Linked DNA regions of Homo sapiens: all the other regions are linked to region 1. Evidence: chromatin loops called from intact Hi-C (ENCODE). Cell type or tissue: mammary epithelial cell. All regions are shown on one strand. Region 1 has its middle 600 kb from the start of LINC01966. Region 2 overlaps QTMAN (queuosine-tRNA mannosyltransferase). Region 3 overlaps TEX41 (testis expressed 41).

The links. Hi-C counts contacts between places; a loop is a spot of excess contacts. Peaks named below come from ENCODE experiments on the same cell type or tissue, not always from the same donor. Only the 100,000 strongest peaks of a DNase experiment are listed, where the experiment ranks them.
Region 2: it touches region 1 in a loop (12-fold over the local background); 1 of 110 quality-filtered maps calls a loop at or near these places.
Region 3: it touches region 1 in a loop (4-fold over the local background); 1 of 110 quality-filtered maps calls a loop at or near these places.

Annotation. Positions count from the first base shown.
Region 1 is chr2:145,481,753-145,486,752 of GRCh38, reverse strand. No RefSeq gene overlaps it. Among named protein-coding and RNA genes, the nearest start is that of LINC01966, 600 kb to the right of the region's middle. In mammary epithelial cell, a CTCF peak has its summit at 2,145; a DNase peak (open chromatin) is centred at 2,102; H3K27ac peaks cover 398 bases.
Region 2 is chr2:144,159,859-144,164,858 of GRCh38, reverse strand. The region is part of intron 4 of QTMAN (queuosine-tRNA mannosyltransferase); the gene reads left to right. Among named protein-coding and RNA genes, the nearest start is that of QTMAN, 170 kb to the left of the region's middle. In mammary epithelial cell, a CTCF peak has its summit at 1,980; no DNase peak of the experiment used is centred here.
Region 3 is chr2:144,887,856-144,892,855 of GRCh38, reverse strand. All of the region lies in intron 2 of TEX41 (testis expressed 41), which reads right to left. Among named protein-coding and RNA genes, the nearest start is that of LINC01966, 8.4 kb to the right of the region's middle. In mammary epithelial cell, a CTCF peak has its summit at 1,933; no DNase peak of the experiment used is centred here.

The DNA.
Region 1 (5,000 bases):
ATTAAAATTAAAAACTGAGACAGAATAACTAATTTTGAACGGGCCTAATAAGTGGCAAATCTAAAATGAAATAATTCAATTTGATGTCAAAGTTCATGTTCTGTCTGCCACACAGTGGTTGCCTTCTTAGACCGTGAATTTCTGCATTACGTTATTATAGTTGGTTCTTATAGTTGCTTAGTAATGGTGATGGCACATGACCCAATGGAGTTATTTTTCAGTAGGTATCATTGGCTTAAACCCACTTAGAAGAGTTTTCTAACATAGATAATTGGCTCAAATGCATGACTTTTCTGTCCAAAATCTATTAGAGTACATTTTGTGCTGGGATCTAACACATGTATTGAGCCATGAAAAATTAGCTGAAATAATTAGTGCCCTCTTGAAGGTGATTGTTAAATTAATACCTGTGTATAAGTATAGAATCAGGTATTTTGCAAATAAAGGGAAAAAACTAAGGAAATCTTCTGTATGTCCAAGCATGTGAAATAGTCAAGTTAGGTATTCTAAAGTGAATATGAAATAAATAATAGAATAGTTCATAACATAGCTCTAAATGTTACTGTACTGCTGCTCTTCATGATAATTGAATCCAAGTAACAGCACACATAGCCACAAATCTTCCAAAAAGAATACCGTTTAATAAGGATATCAGATAAATCCACCTATAACCCACAAATACAACATAGCAGGGAAAACAATACAAAAACTTCTATTTGTATGTAAGTGCAAGAATAAACACCTGAAATTAGCAGTAATCTCTGACACCCTGGCAGAAAGCTGAGTCAGTCTTAGCTTCCACAAAAAAAGAGGAGAGTACCAGCAGGTCATGCAACTCAGTAAACCTAACCCTCAGAATTATTCAATCCCATCCTGATGGGAAAATGTACGGAAAGCAGGAGCAGGTTTGACACCTTATGGATTAGAACTCTAACGGCTTCAAAAGGAATTGGCTTGAAAGTGCATGGGATTAGAGGTGGCAATTCTGAGAAGGTAAAACTCTAGAGCAGATTGAAGCAATTTGGAAGGAAATGGAATAGTTTGAAGATTTGGGAAGAAGAGAAAAGAAGAAAGCAAGCAATCCTTTAGTGGTCCATAAAACAAAACAAAACAAAAATAGATTGTAGAATCAGAAGATGCACCAACCCATTCCCAATATGTAGAGTTAGTTAAAGAAATCAAACTGCTCTATATCAATAAAAGAGAATTCTACTAAACTAAGAAGTCTAGTAACTACTCAAGCCTTCCATATTTCACCTTTTATTGCTTGCCCTGAAAACTCTATCACATTTAAAAATGAATAACAACAAAATGGCAGGAACAACTCATGCAAAGTGACACATAAAAAACTAAACAAAACAGAAAGTGGCAATCAAAATTATTCAATTGATTAAGGTGTTAACAGAAACCTAAACTGGAAAACAGAATAAAACTGCAACTCAATACTACAATATAAATTAAACAAACATTATTTGGCAGATATGAAAGTCCATGCCAAATCAGAAGAGAAATAATGATAAAACTAAATGTATAACATAAGAGTTGACTAAAATCATGAAAAATTCCAAGAAAAAGACATAATTATCTCAGAAACATAGATCAGATTATTAGGTGCCCATGGAAAATTAGATTTGACTGAAAATATAGTTATGGCAAGAGACTTTGGAAAACAAAAGCAATCAAGAGAATGAAAACAAAATAAATTAGAAATGTGTAAAAGAAAGTAATACATATAGAGGAAAGGCAAAGAAATTACTTCTAGTCTTTCTAGTCCCATCAACTTGCACATTCCAATGGAGATTTTCTCCAAGTTCCACTAGTTAGTGAACAGAGAGTCCTAGTGTCACCAGACCAGGCTTTGCTGAATTCTAAGGCTGGGCAAAGTTGAGTTTGAAAATGGCACAATTATTCAGGTTAGCTGAGTTGGGACTTGGGTAGGTAAAGATGATCATCTAAGTACCAGTTGCACTGGACCAAGAAAGATAAATAATGCAAAAAGCATGATTCCACTCTCAATAGTTTCCAGTGTTGCCAGGAAGACAATATGAGAGTGCTTGTAAGACACCACACCCAAGTGATTCATTTCTTATGGGAGATAAAGGTTAAATTGTACTGGAAGCTTAGAGGTGAGAAAAACCATCACCATCTGGGGGCAGAAGAGATCACCTATTCCAAAGATATTGCAATTGCTTAAAACTTTTTTGCAACTTGAACTTTGAAAATGTTTTTACAATAAAAACAAAATGTTAGTCATGTTCTCACCAAAGTACACATCACCCTTTTTATTAACCCATGCTGTTCACTAGATAAGACTCCAAATGTTTTTATTCTGTTCTTAAAAATCAGATTCACTAATCAAAGTTACAAAACATGCCGTCATTCTAGGTAAAGGTACAGGCTCTGAACTCCTCCCAAAAGTATGTTTAAATCTGTTATTTTCAAAAGTGATATTGTTAGAGTTATAAGAATATATTCTTAGGGTTGTGATTCACAACACCACGCATCTTTGAATATATACATTTCACATATGTTTTTTAAAAATCTGTCAAATTATAGTCATATCTCAAGTGAAATAAGTAAACCATTATGACTGAATTCTTCCTTTAAGAAATCTTTGCCTCTGCACAGGTTCTCTCCAGTTGACAGCTAGAATATTCTTTTAAACTATAGATGAATTTTCTTGTCATTGTGCTAATAAAATCCTGTAATAGCTTCCAGTGAAGTGTCACAGCTTTAAGATGCTACACGAGAAAGCCCCTGTTCAACATTTGTCTCCATTCCCTCCATGACCCCGAAGTGACAATTTTCCAGTCACACAGCATCCTTGCACTTTCTTGAACAGACCAAGCTTCATCCAGTCTAAGTGCCATCACCTCAGCTCTCCCTGCTTCTCAAAAGGCATTTTCTCCAAGTCTTTATGTAGCCACCACCTGCTCTTTCTTTATCAAGCATTAACTCAAAGCTACCTCCACAAAGTGTGCTTTCTCAGCCATCTTATCTAAACTAATGCCAATTCTGCCTGCCCCTGCCCTGCTGGTCCACAAATCTGTGTTCTAATAGTACCTACTCCAGGTATATTCGATTAAGTGTTTATTGTCCGTCACCCTAAATGGTAAGTCCCATGTCTCTTTTTCAGTGCATAACATAATATTGTACACTAGACAATTTAGCTTATCATAATTTTTTAAACTAATTTTTTAAAAATTAGTCTAGGGCCGGGCGCGGTGGCTCACGCCTGTAATCCTAGCACTTTGGGAGGCTGAGACTGGCGGATCACGAGGTAGGGAGATCGAGACCATCCTGGCTAACACGGTGAAACCCCGTCTGTACTAAAAATACAAAAAATTAGCCGGGCGTGGCGCCTGTAGTCCCAGCTACTCCGGAGGCTGAGGCAGGAGAATGGCGTGAACCCGGGAAGTGGAGCTTGCAGTGAGCTGAGACCGCGCCACCGCACTCTGGCCTGGGCGACAGAGCAAGACTCTGTCTCAAAAATAAATATATAAATAAAATTTAAAAAATAAAAATTAGTCTACCATGGTTAGACCATATTTATTAAATAAATATGTGATTCAATGAATGAGGGATTAAAATAATAAATACATAAATGAAGATAGTGGAATTCGATTCATCTCATTCAGCTTTTCTCCCTTCTGATGGCTTATAAGAAAATAGTTGCTTCCCTGTGGGAAGGAAAAGAAAGGTATCCTTTATTCCCCCACTTCTTAGGGTTTATTACAAATAAGTGTGGGACTAAGGAAACTTAGTTTAAAATATAATGATGAACTAAATCTAGTGTTCAATGTTATGTTACCTGACTGCCATGTTCTTCAATCCTTCTTCAACTAAACACTCACATAGAGTTTGTTAACTGATATTAAAAATGAAAAGGGAAAAATACACAGACATCATGTGCATCCAGTTTCACATTTATTGATAAGTAAAAATACAGGCTACTGTATTGTTCTCCTACTGGCAAACAGACACAAGAGCAAGGAGGAAATACAGGTATTTCAGAGGAAAATGACAGCTGATGGATAGCTCCCTAAGATGATTGTTTTTGAACTATTTTCAAAGCTATGCTACCTTTTCCATTCTAAATTATGGAGACTTGAATTTTCTTTGACTCAAAGCAGAGTCTAGAGACAAGTGACAGTTACCAAATACAAGGGCGCCATGCAGTTCAAATTTATAAAATAGCAAATATGACAACGCACATTTTTATATTTCCTCGTGTGAGTGGATTTTATTATTTCTGATAGTGACTCAGCCATTAGATAAGACGGGTAAGTATCACTGGACAGGCATTGATAGAAATGGAAAAAAAAAAGCAAAGATCAGGAGCAGAATGAAACTCTATTCTTTTCAGTTCTCGACAGTTTCTTTTATTTAAAGTTTCCAAGTATTATCTATGAATGTCACTTTTTAAACCATTGTGGTGAAAAGCTCATTATCAAGGCCATCACAAACAAAAGGAAAATTATTTTGTGTGTTTTAAAAAGTAAGGAGTAATTATTATGGCTGAGGAAAAAATCAATTCATTCTTTTTTGTGTTGTTCAGTTCTTATTTTTTCTTTATCTTTAGCTTTAAATGATGTCTAGTCCAGAGGCGTGAGGCCATGAAGTCCCTTCATGGTGCTTCTCCGGGGAAAAGCAAAAATAAATAAAGAGAAAAAGCTTGGAATGAAAACAGCGAATATAAAGTCTTTATTCAAAAGCATTAGAGAAGCTAAAATATTGATATGCTTCTCTACCTATAGGCTATGGATATCTGCATATTTTTCTGAACGCCAAAGTCATGCATTTTATGGTGAAGGTTTTGTGTGAAAGCATGCCATGCTACAGTGCTGCATTTCATTATTATGGGATATAAATCCTCACATAGCATATTTTTCCTCACAGAGAATCTGTAGCTATATCTTATTCTGGCACTGTGAGTTTGTTTCCTGAATAGACTCACTTAAAATCTGGAGGAGAGGAAGGAGAGAAAGACAGGGAGATAA
Region 2 (5,000 bases), 1.3 Mb after region 1:
GGCAGTCTGTATAATTTTGGCAATAATAATAATTTCATTTTTTCTTCTCTCAGCTCAAGCACAAGTGATCTAGGGAGAAAAATTACTTCCAAATGAGCTTACAATTGCCAACAACCCAAAATTTAACCAAATTGGATCATTGCACACTGCACTGTGTTTGGAAAAAAGACTGACAGAATGTTCTTTCAGTAGATTCTAAGGTATAGGAATTACTTAAGTGCAGTGGCTCTGGAAAATGGTTATTGCGTAAAGATCTGGAGTAATTAAGTCACATACTGTTCATGTGTAGAAGAATTTTCTAATAATTTTGATAAGTAACATTTTGTATGATGAAAACAAGAATAGTAAGAGTAGAAACTATAGAATGGCAAATAAAACAATTCTCAGATATTGCAACATTTTGAAATTTGATTCATCATTTAATTTGGATTTCATTGCCAAAACAATTTAATAATAATAATGGTAAACAGTCTCAAAATGCTTACATCATGCCTACAATGTACCAAGCAGTGGTCTAAGCACCTTACACATCTCACACCACCCTATAAGAGGAGTACTCTCATAGGCCCATTTATCACATGAGGAAATAGAAACAAACAGAAGACCAAAAACAAAAAATGCAAAAAACAAAACTTGGCCAGGTGCAGTGGCTCACAGCTGTAATCCCAGCACTTTGGGAGGCAGAGGTGGTTGGATCACCTGAGGTCATGAGTTCGAGACCAGCCTGGCCAATATGGTGAAACCCCCATCTCTAATAAAAATACAAAAATTAGCCAGGCATAGTGGCGCACACCTGTGGTCCCAGCTACTTGGGTGGCTGAGGCAGGAGAATCGCTTGAACTCAGGAGGCGGAGGTGCAGTGAGCCCAGATTGTGTCACTGCACTCCAGCCTGGTGACAGAGCAATACTCTGTCTCAAACAAACAAACAAACAAACAAACTTTCCCTAAATCGCATAGCTAGTAGTTAGCAAAGCAGGCAGTCTTCCCTTAGAATCCATGGTAGACCTGGGTAGTCTGCCTTCATAGTCCATGGTACACCCAGGTGGCCCACCTTTGGAGTACATGACCTTAACCACAGTTCTAGTTTAAACATTAATGAATGCAGTTGTTAAATAGTGTATCTATGCATTGTGGGGTTTTAAACAAATATGGAGATGACATGATTTTTTGCCCTTTAAAACCAGTCTCTGGCACTGTTTGCCATATAATTTGCATTGCACGCACACCACAATGATTCCTTTGATTTAACCTTTTCCTACTACTGTGAAAAGGCAATGTTAGCATATATTCCTTATGTATTTACAAATAAAGGGATTTTTATAAAAAGAAAACTTGAGATGATCTCCTTAGTTTAAACTGTACCTTATAGTTATGGATAAATTAGATGTAGGGATTACTAACTTTAGGAGATTTTATAAGGACTTCAATAGGTAAAAGCCTATGTACATACCTTGCTCTTTACCTAAGAATATTTTATAAGTAGAAATTACTTTAAATCAAATAATTCAAAAGGTAATAGGCATGCTTACTATTACAAGTTTTATTGTTAATATTTTTTATTTTTTAAATTTTAAAAGTAATATATAATTGTATAATAGAACTTTGGAGATAAAATATGAAAATTCATAAACCCAGAATCTGTAATAACCTGTTTTACTTCCTTATGGTCTTTTCCTATGTATCTAGTCTTACATTGCTTTAATAATAGTATATTTATAATTTTGTACTTTAGGAAGTTTTAAATTTATTGTTAATATTATTAGGGATCTTTTTTGGGTAAAAATACAATAAAATTTTGTCTTTTGGATAAATCCACATTTTCATATTCCGGGTTTGTTTTGTAGTCTCTACCAAGTACACATATTATAATTCAGAAACAGTTTTGTGTTATTCTATTTACTGCTGTCTCTTCACCCTCTTTTTGTTTCTGTGCCTTTGGCTTTCCCTAGCTGGGCACAGTCAGGTCCACTGATGCCCCCTATCTGCAAACTCAGTCTTGCACAGTACCTGAGCCATTCTTACCTGAGTCAGCTGATAGACACATCCTTAGCTTCAGATGCACACCTGCTCGTTGATGTGACTTATAGTTTTATCCATCCAAGACCTGGAATTCGTCCGCACAGCTGTTTGGGCTCCTACGTTCTTCCAGCTGACATTCACCCCTAGGTCTCTCTTGTTGCCAGTTGCCATGAGATCAGCCCTAGGCCTTTACTTTGCTGCTCTTTCCCTTATCTCTCCTCACCTTTCAACTGCCACCTTTAGCTAACTTGGCCAGATTTTTCTCTCTTTGTTTTTTTCCCCTGATATATTCTGCTTTATTCTATAGGCACCTTCTGGGGCTTTGATACTTCTTCCTTAGTTCCTGCCAGTTCTGTCCGCTGCATAATCCCAGTCAAGCTTGACATCTGTACAAGATTTTCCAGAGTCACTTCCTAAATTCTGAGCAAGACTTCTCCTTGAAATCTTTACTCTTCTGCTTTATTCATTGAATTTAACCAGCATCTTGCCCAAGTTATGCTCTTTTGACCTAGGTTTTTTGATTGGCCCACTGTCTTTTTTGATGACAGGTGTTGTAGGTGGTACTGTTTCCTTTGAAGTATATTCGTTCCTGGAACCAGGTCTCAGCCTCATTTGCAAAGGCCTGAAAACACCCAGGACAGTGTCAGCATGGTTTCTCCTGAAGGCAAATTACCGTGTAAAAATCAGGAGAGCAAAATAAAAATTTTAATGCATGTAGTTACTCTTCTAAATTCACTCACTGATTTTTGTTAGGTCTATTCAGATCCTTTTTACAGCTGAACCATTTATCACTTGAAGCAAAAGGAGCAACTGTCTATGCCACGTCCAAATGTCTTTGTACTATGAAAACTTGAGATGCAAGGCATGTTGTGTCTAGGTTTAACATCACTGTAACACATGAAATAAGAGTCCATCAATGCAAACTAAATTAAAACTGTAGTTGCATAAATAGAATCTATGGTAAGCTCTCTTTGCCTTACCCCATTTATTCTACTTATTGATGAATTTTCATAACTTACTCCTTGAATAAATTATCCAAGAATTAGCCTGTGATTTTCTTTACATATTTCTTCATATTTGTACACAGGTATTGCCATAATAAAATCTTATAGTGATTACTGTTTTTTACTACTTACTTGGGCTGGATTTTAAAATAATGATTACTGTTTTTACTCTCCATTTGGACTGGATTTTTCATTTACAATTTATATTAAAATGGAACAACATTGTCAAGTCTACTGTTAGAAAGGACTCAATCATTCTTTCGTTTTTTTCAACTGTAGGGACATTCATATCCTTTCCTCCCTAGTCATACATGTAACTGGTCCTATCAGTAACATGATTAGATCACAAAACTTCTTTCTGGTAAGATATGAAATTTGGGCATTCACATTTAATTTTAACCTTCTGACATTATGCTGTTCTTTTCCTCTCTGGCTTCTATGTGGAATAATGTGGCATGGCCAGTTTCTTACAAGATGTAAGTGGGTGGGGAGGTTCTGCAACAGGGTACTGGAACAAGACAGCCACAGGGAATTGACTCGATTAAATATATCATTTCCATTGTATACAGTTGTGATGTCCAAGTGATCTGATGATATGAGTCATAATCATAGGAAGCTTTTGGTCATAAATAAATACAAGAAAGAAGTAATGAAGGATCCCAGCTAGTAGAACATGACAATGGAGTGTCTGTTTAACCATCAAGTGTAGACAGGCTGGTACTCGATTTCAGTATGATCTCTTCAGACCACATGTTACCTTTTCTTTCGTGCCATACTCAGATGTCCCAAATTATTATCACTCTTATGACTGACTAACATAGAGGATTTCCAGCATTTTCTTGGGTTGCGTGGAGTTGTCTCAGAGATTTCTATATATTAATATATACAAAGGACATGTTGTCAAAGGAAGTGAAAAAAGGTTGAGTTAGGTGAATTTCCAGACCATCTATTCCTGCTTTACTCAAAGGTGTTTTTGTGTATTTTACGTACCAGTTGTGTGTAAGAATTCATTTGAGAAAGTGGCTGCCTTAAATTAGTCTGAGAGCTATTTCCTCTGTCCATCACAGATAGAAAGACACGATTTGGTGCTGTCTCCCCTCTAACCGTTGATGTGACAGCTATTCATTGAATACCTGTTGACTGCCAGGCCCTGTAATGCTTTGTTAGGCATCTTGATCATCTACTGAGGTATTGAATGATCACTGCGTTACAGTCTTAAGTTTTCCCTCTGGTTCTGCGCATAAGTTACCATGTTTTCTTTCCACATTTTCTTGATAATCTTACAACTTCAAAGTGACTTCTATACCAAAAGTTCCAAAATCTGTCTCCAGTCTCACTTTGCCATGTAATACTCATGTGAGATTTGATAAGTCATCCTTTCTGAGCCTCAGTTTTCTTATTTGTACAACTGATGTAATTACCAACACTAGAAGGATAAAAAGACAGTGAAAGGTACAAGCTTATATAAGTATAAAGGATAATATTATTTTTATTGCTGTAATCAGTAACTTTAGGACCATATCTCAACATTTTTGTAGGAAATGCTTGTTTGTACAGACCCTGACACCTTAAACTTAAGATTTACTAAATAGTGTTCAGTCACTCTTTTTTCTTGCATGAGACACTGTCCTTGATTTTATATTTTTATGATGGCATGATCTTTCCGATAGTCATTACATTTCAAAATCTTGAAGGTACATTTTTAGTGCCTTCTCCTCCTTTAGAGGAGAAATGTTACTACATTTCTTCAGACTTTCTTTGCAACTTGTCTGTATTGCTCTAATCATCTCATAACTGGTCCCTTTTTCTTTAGTCTTTACGTGTACTGTTATGGAATTTTTATTTTTTTGTTTTTGTTTTGTTATTTTTGCCTTTTGTTTCTCTACTCCTAAAAAAATATAGCCTGAAACTTCAGCATCCCCGCACTGTGTACACATTGGCTCACTTGTAAGCCTTGCATTCAAGGTCCTCTACAA
Region 3 (5,000 bases), 590 kb after region 1:
GAAACCTGCTCTTCCTTCTATGTTGCTTACTTTTTGTTAATTATGTCATTCTCCACTGTTATTCTAAATATAGAAAGCATTCACTTGCTCCTCACCCTGACCAGGCCAACAAAGAGATAGGTGCTATCTAATTGAGACAAAATCAATTTTACCTACCCACATACAAAAGAAATGTCAGTTAGGGACACTATTTAGAGATCTGAAATTAAAAAACAATAACAATAGAAAGTACTTTTGAAATCAATTTATATAAGCATTATTTAAATAGATTATTAAGCCTACAAGTGTAGACAAGATTCAAATGTGATCACAGAAGGTGAGTAAAATTGCTGATTTTTTTGTTTTCTTATATTAAAAGAGTTTTTTTCCAGTTATATGTGACATTCAGTCTTTGAGGATTAGAGAAAAGACTGTACACATCTTTGTGCCACCAAGGACCTAGCAAATTCTCTTTGGTAGATGTCAAAGGAATGGGTTTTGCTAACAGAATTGAATAGAAACTCATAGAATAAATGAATATATATTTCCCTATTTTTCTGTTTTTTATGAAAAGAGAGGATCTGATGTCAGTACTTCGACATGGTAGAATTTCTTTACCCAGCACCAGTTATTTTCACCTCACCACTCACCACTGTGTATTAATTACTCTTGCAATTTCTGCCATATCTGCATAGCATCTGCCTTGTAATTTAGCTAATATTTTTCTTTAACTTTTGGTTCTTGAACAAATATATCTTTAAGGTAAATGTTATGTCACTACGAAAATGGAAAACCTTATAAAAGAAGTGACTGTGGCCAGGAACAGGGGCTCATGCCTATAATCCCAGAACTTTGGGAGGCCAAGGTGGGCGGATCACCTGAGGTCAGGAGTTTGAGACCAGTCGGGCCAGCATGGAGAAAACCTGTCTTTACTAAAAATACAAAAATTAGCTGGGTGTGGTGGCATGTGCCTGTAGTCCCAGCTACTCAGGAGGCTGAGACAGGAGAATCACTTGATCCTGGGAGGTGAAGCTTGCAGTGAGCCGAGATCACGCCACTGCACTCCAGCCTGGGCGACAGAGAGAGATTCTGTCTCCACAACAACAACAACAAAAAGTAACTGTAAAATTTATCTCAGTGAAAATCAAACACTTATTGAATTCTGTCTGGTGCCTAAGGAAGGCTCAGAGCCTGAGTCCTGTTCTCTCATTCTTTTTTTTTTTTTTTTTAAAGGAATGGTTAGAAGGCAGCTAAATATCCACAGTTATAGACATGCTAACACCAAATAGAGAATTCTTCCTTTCATTAATCGGAAAGAGTGAAAGACAACTGAAGAGACATTAACTTTCTGCCCAAGTGATACATTATCATTTAAAGTAATATTTATATCACAAAATCACCTCATATTCAATGTTGGTACACATGCAAAATTTGGGAGAACATTGGTAAAGTGGAAAAATATACTACTCTAGGCAGCAGATATTGATTCTGGAAAAGATTTTGTCAACCTCATTTGCAACCACAGTCAAGTGCTGCAATTTCTCTGTGCCTTAAATAACTATTTGACAATGGGGAATGTGGATTTTGTATCAAACAGGGTGATCTAAGTTAGGCTGTGGTTACAATCACCAAATCTTACTGACTGTATTTGTGTTTGCTGACTGTATTTGTAGTTTAAACCAAAAATTTTATTTCTCCTTCCCTCTAGATGTTCTATGCAGGTCAGCTGGGATCATGTTCCTGCTTTGTCATCATCCTCACTCCAAGATTCAAGATAACAGAGCTACCACTGCCTGGAATATCACTGGTCACAATGACACAGGAAAACCACCCACTGCTTCTTAAAGCTTTTGCCTGGTAATAACACACGATCATGTTTAATTGGCTAAAGCATGTCATATGTCCACACCTGGCTTCAAGTCAGTATAGAAGTGCAATTCTGCTATAAGCCCAGAAGGTGGGAGTACCAAAATATTTGTGAGTTATAGTAACTTCCATCAACTTAATATTCTCTAAAATCCTTTTAATTTATTAAATTCTATGATTATAACAAAATAGTACTTTACATTTAATGTATGAGTTTTTTTTAATTTGTCAGGTTATTTACTTTGGAAAATTTTATTATATGAAAAAGCTATTACACAAGTGTATCATATTCTTCAAAGATTCATTATTAAACACACTAAAAATTTTAGGAGATTAGAACTTGATATAAATATAAACTATCCAATCAGGATGGTTAAAAGTAGAAAAAGAATTTCTTGGTTTTGTCTTTGAGTGTTACTTAAATAACACAAAAATATGTGACCTAAATAATTTCAATGGTAATAGGAATTGCACAGAATAAAAGAAAATAAATGTTTAGAAACTTGCAAATGTTAGGAAAGTTTTATAATCATTAAATTGCAAAGGTCTGATGTTAGTGGAAAAACTTAGTTTGATCTCTGTTAGTGTGCCCTAGTTCTAAATGCACAGGCTCTCATGGCATCCACGGACTTGCCATGCCTGGTTAGATTTGTCTTCTTCAGCTACCACTCAGTTACTAACAGAACCAGGCTCAGCACCTCCTCCCCTGCATGGCTTGGCCATCACATGTAAAAGTGATCTGGCTTATTTAAACAGAATATTTTTTACTGTTCCCTTTGTTATTACATATCGTAGCAAAGAGCTTTGAGCATTTTACCACTGTCTACATATCAAAATAGGTCATAGAACCTTCACAGGAACATCAAATCAGAAGATCAATAACATCACCATAGCTTGTACCAAACATTTTGAAGTGTGACCATTCTGCCTTTTAGTCTGCTGCCAATATATTCTGTCTTCCATTAGTCTCTTGCGTTCTTTGAGTAGTGATCTCTCTCCAACTTGACTAAAAACTTCTTTGGTGCAAAGCCAAGCTGATGCTTCTTTAGGGTCAACCATAATACCTAATACAATGTTGAGCACATAGTAAGTCTCCTGAAACTTTTGTTGTTGTGGTCGACACCTATTTAGAACAGAAGGAGGATAGACGGCTTTTATTTATTCATTTAAAAAGACAGTTTTGAGTAGCCACAATATAGCGTGGACTGTATGTATAAAACAGAAACAAACTACAAAACCCAGGGCAGTGGTCCTCAATGAGGGTCAATTTCACCTCCCAGGGGACATTTAGCAAAGTCTAAACACAGTTTTATTTGTCATAGTTGGCGGGCGGGGGGCAAGGTGCTGCTGGTATCTACTGGGTAGAGGCAAAGAATGATGCTAAACATCTTATAACGCACAGGACAGCCTCCACCACAAATAATTATCCAGTCTCAAACATCGATCATGCCTGGACTGAGAGACCCTGCCCTACACAGTAGTGCGTGAGTCAGAGAGTGAAGAGTAATTTTAATACAAATTTCTTAATAGTGGTTTTTCTTTCCCACTGTTTTGAAAGGCAACAGTTTCACTATTTGTATCTAACTAAACAATATGACTTTAGATGTAGACATAGGACAAAAACTACATAAGGGGGTTGTTGGAAGACTTTTGTTGTTGAGCATACTTTTGTGGATGAAGGTATAAATAGTTGTTTCCATTATTTTCTTAGAGTAGAATTAACAACTTCCTCATTAAAAGAAATAAAGAATATAATAGTAGGTGAGATTAAGTTTAGAAAAGCTATATTTATACCGCCATGGCATTTCTGAAACCCCAATAACTACCATGGCTACTTCACAGCTTGAGATCAGTTAAGACCGGCTAAGACCAAAATTCTCTTTGCTCAAGGGTCTTGAGTAGAAAAATAATATCCAATAACTTTGTACATAGTAAATTTATAATATATTTCAAATAAATAAAAAATACCCAGTTCATGTATAAGAATTTTTAACCAGATAAGGATGAATCATAATAAAGCAGAATTATTGAAAGTTTGCATCCTAGCCTTCTTGCCAGTATTCCAAGGTCTAGTTTGAAAATGCCGTGCTCAGTAGTTTAATACAAGCTAGCATTTGTTTGATGGTAAAATCTCCTTTATTAGAGGGCTAGTGTTTGGGAAACCTCCCATGAACAACCTAATTGTAGGTAACCCATGGAGAGAGTGCTAAAAGTCAACACTCCACTTATGAAAAGTACTGCAAAACTTTAGTAAAACATTCATTCTTTGTGCCTATCAGAGATTCAAAGAAGTATAGTAATAAGTTTCAAGGATATCTATTGCATCCTCTTTGCCATGTGGGAGTTGGTAAGTCTAAAAAATCTATTTATCTTTGTGTATTGGTATCTGTCTGTCTCTCTCTCTCTCTCTCTCTCTCTTCCCTCCCCCCCACCTTGTGTCTCGGAGAATATAGGTGGAGGTCACATCCTTCTCTCTGTATCTCATTTTCTGCATTACCTAGTAGAACTAGCAAAGTTCTCATCTTTGTCTTTATATTTGTTAATCTCTTTGTGTTTTACTCTGAGTATTTTCTTGTTGTTCTTTAGCTGTCTCTTTCACTCAATTGGCCATTCTGAATAACTAAACAGGTATTTTTCTGGCTTTAGTAATTGAATTATTTTACATTTCATGTTAAATGTTCATGCATTCAATTAATTACTTAAAATACAAATACTGAATACTTACTGTATTCCTGGATCATGTTAGGTACTAAGAATATGACAATTAACAAAACATATGCTGCCCCTACCCCACATGCCTTACAGTTTTTGGAGAAAATAGACAGGTAACCTGCCAATGATAATAGAATGTGATAAATGCTTTGATCACAGAAGAGTTCTGTGAGAATAAAAAGAAGAGACATGTAAGTTAGTCCTAAAAGAGTTGGTTCTTGAGGAAACACTCCTGGAGGTTTTGATATCTAGGCTTGAATGTGAAGAGCGAGGGGCTATCAACTTACTGGGATATGGAAGAATGATTATTCAAAGAAATAGCATCCAAAAAGCAACACACTCAGATGTGTGTTTTCAAAATACCACTCTTTTTCATAAAGTACTTCAATGAGGGCTGGATTAGAAGCAAGGAGACCAACCAGAAGACAATAGCAGTTGTACCT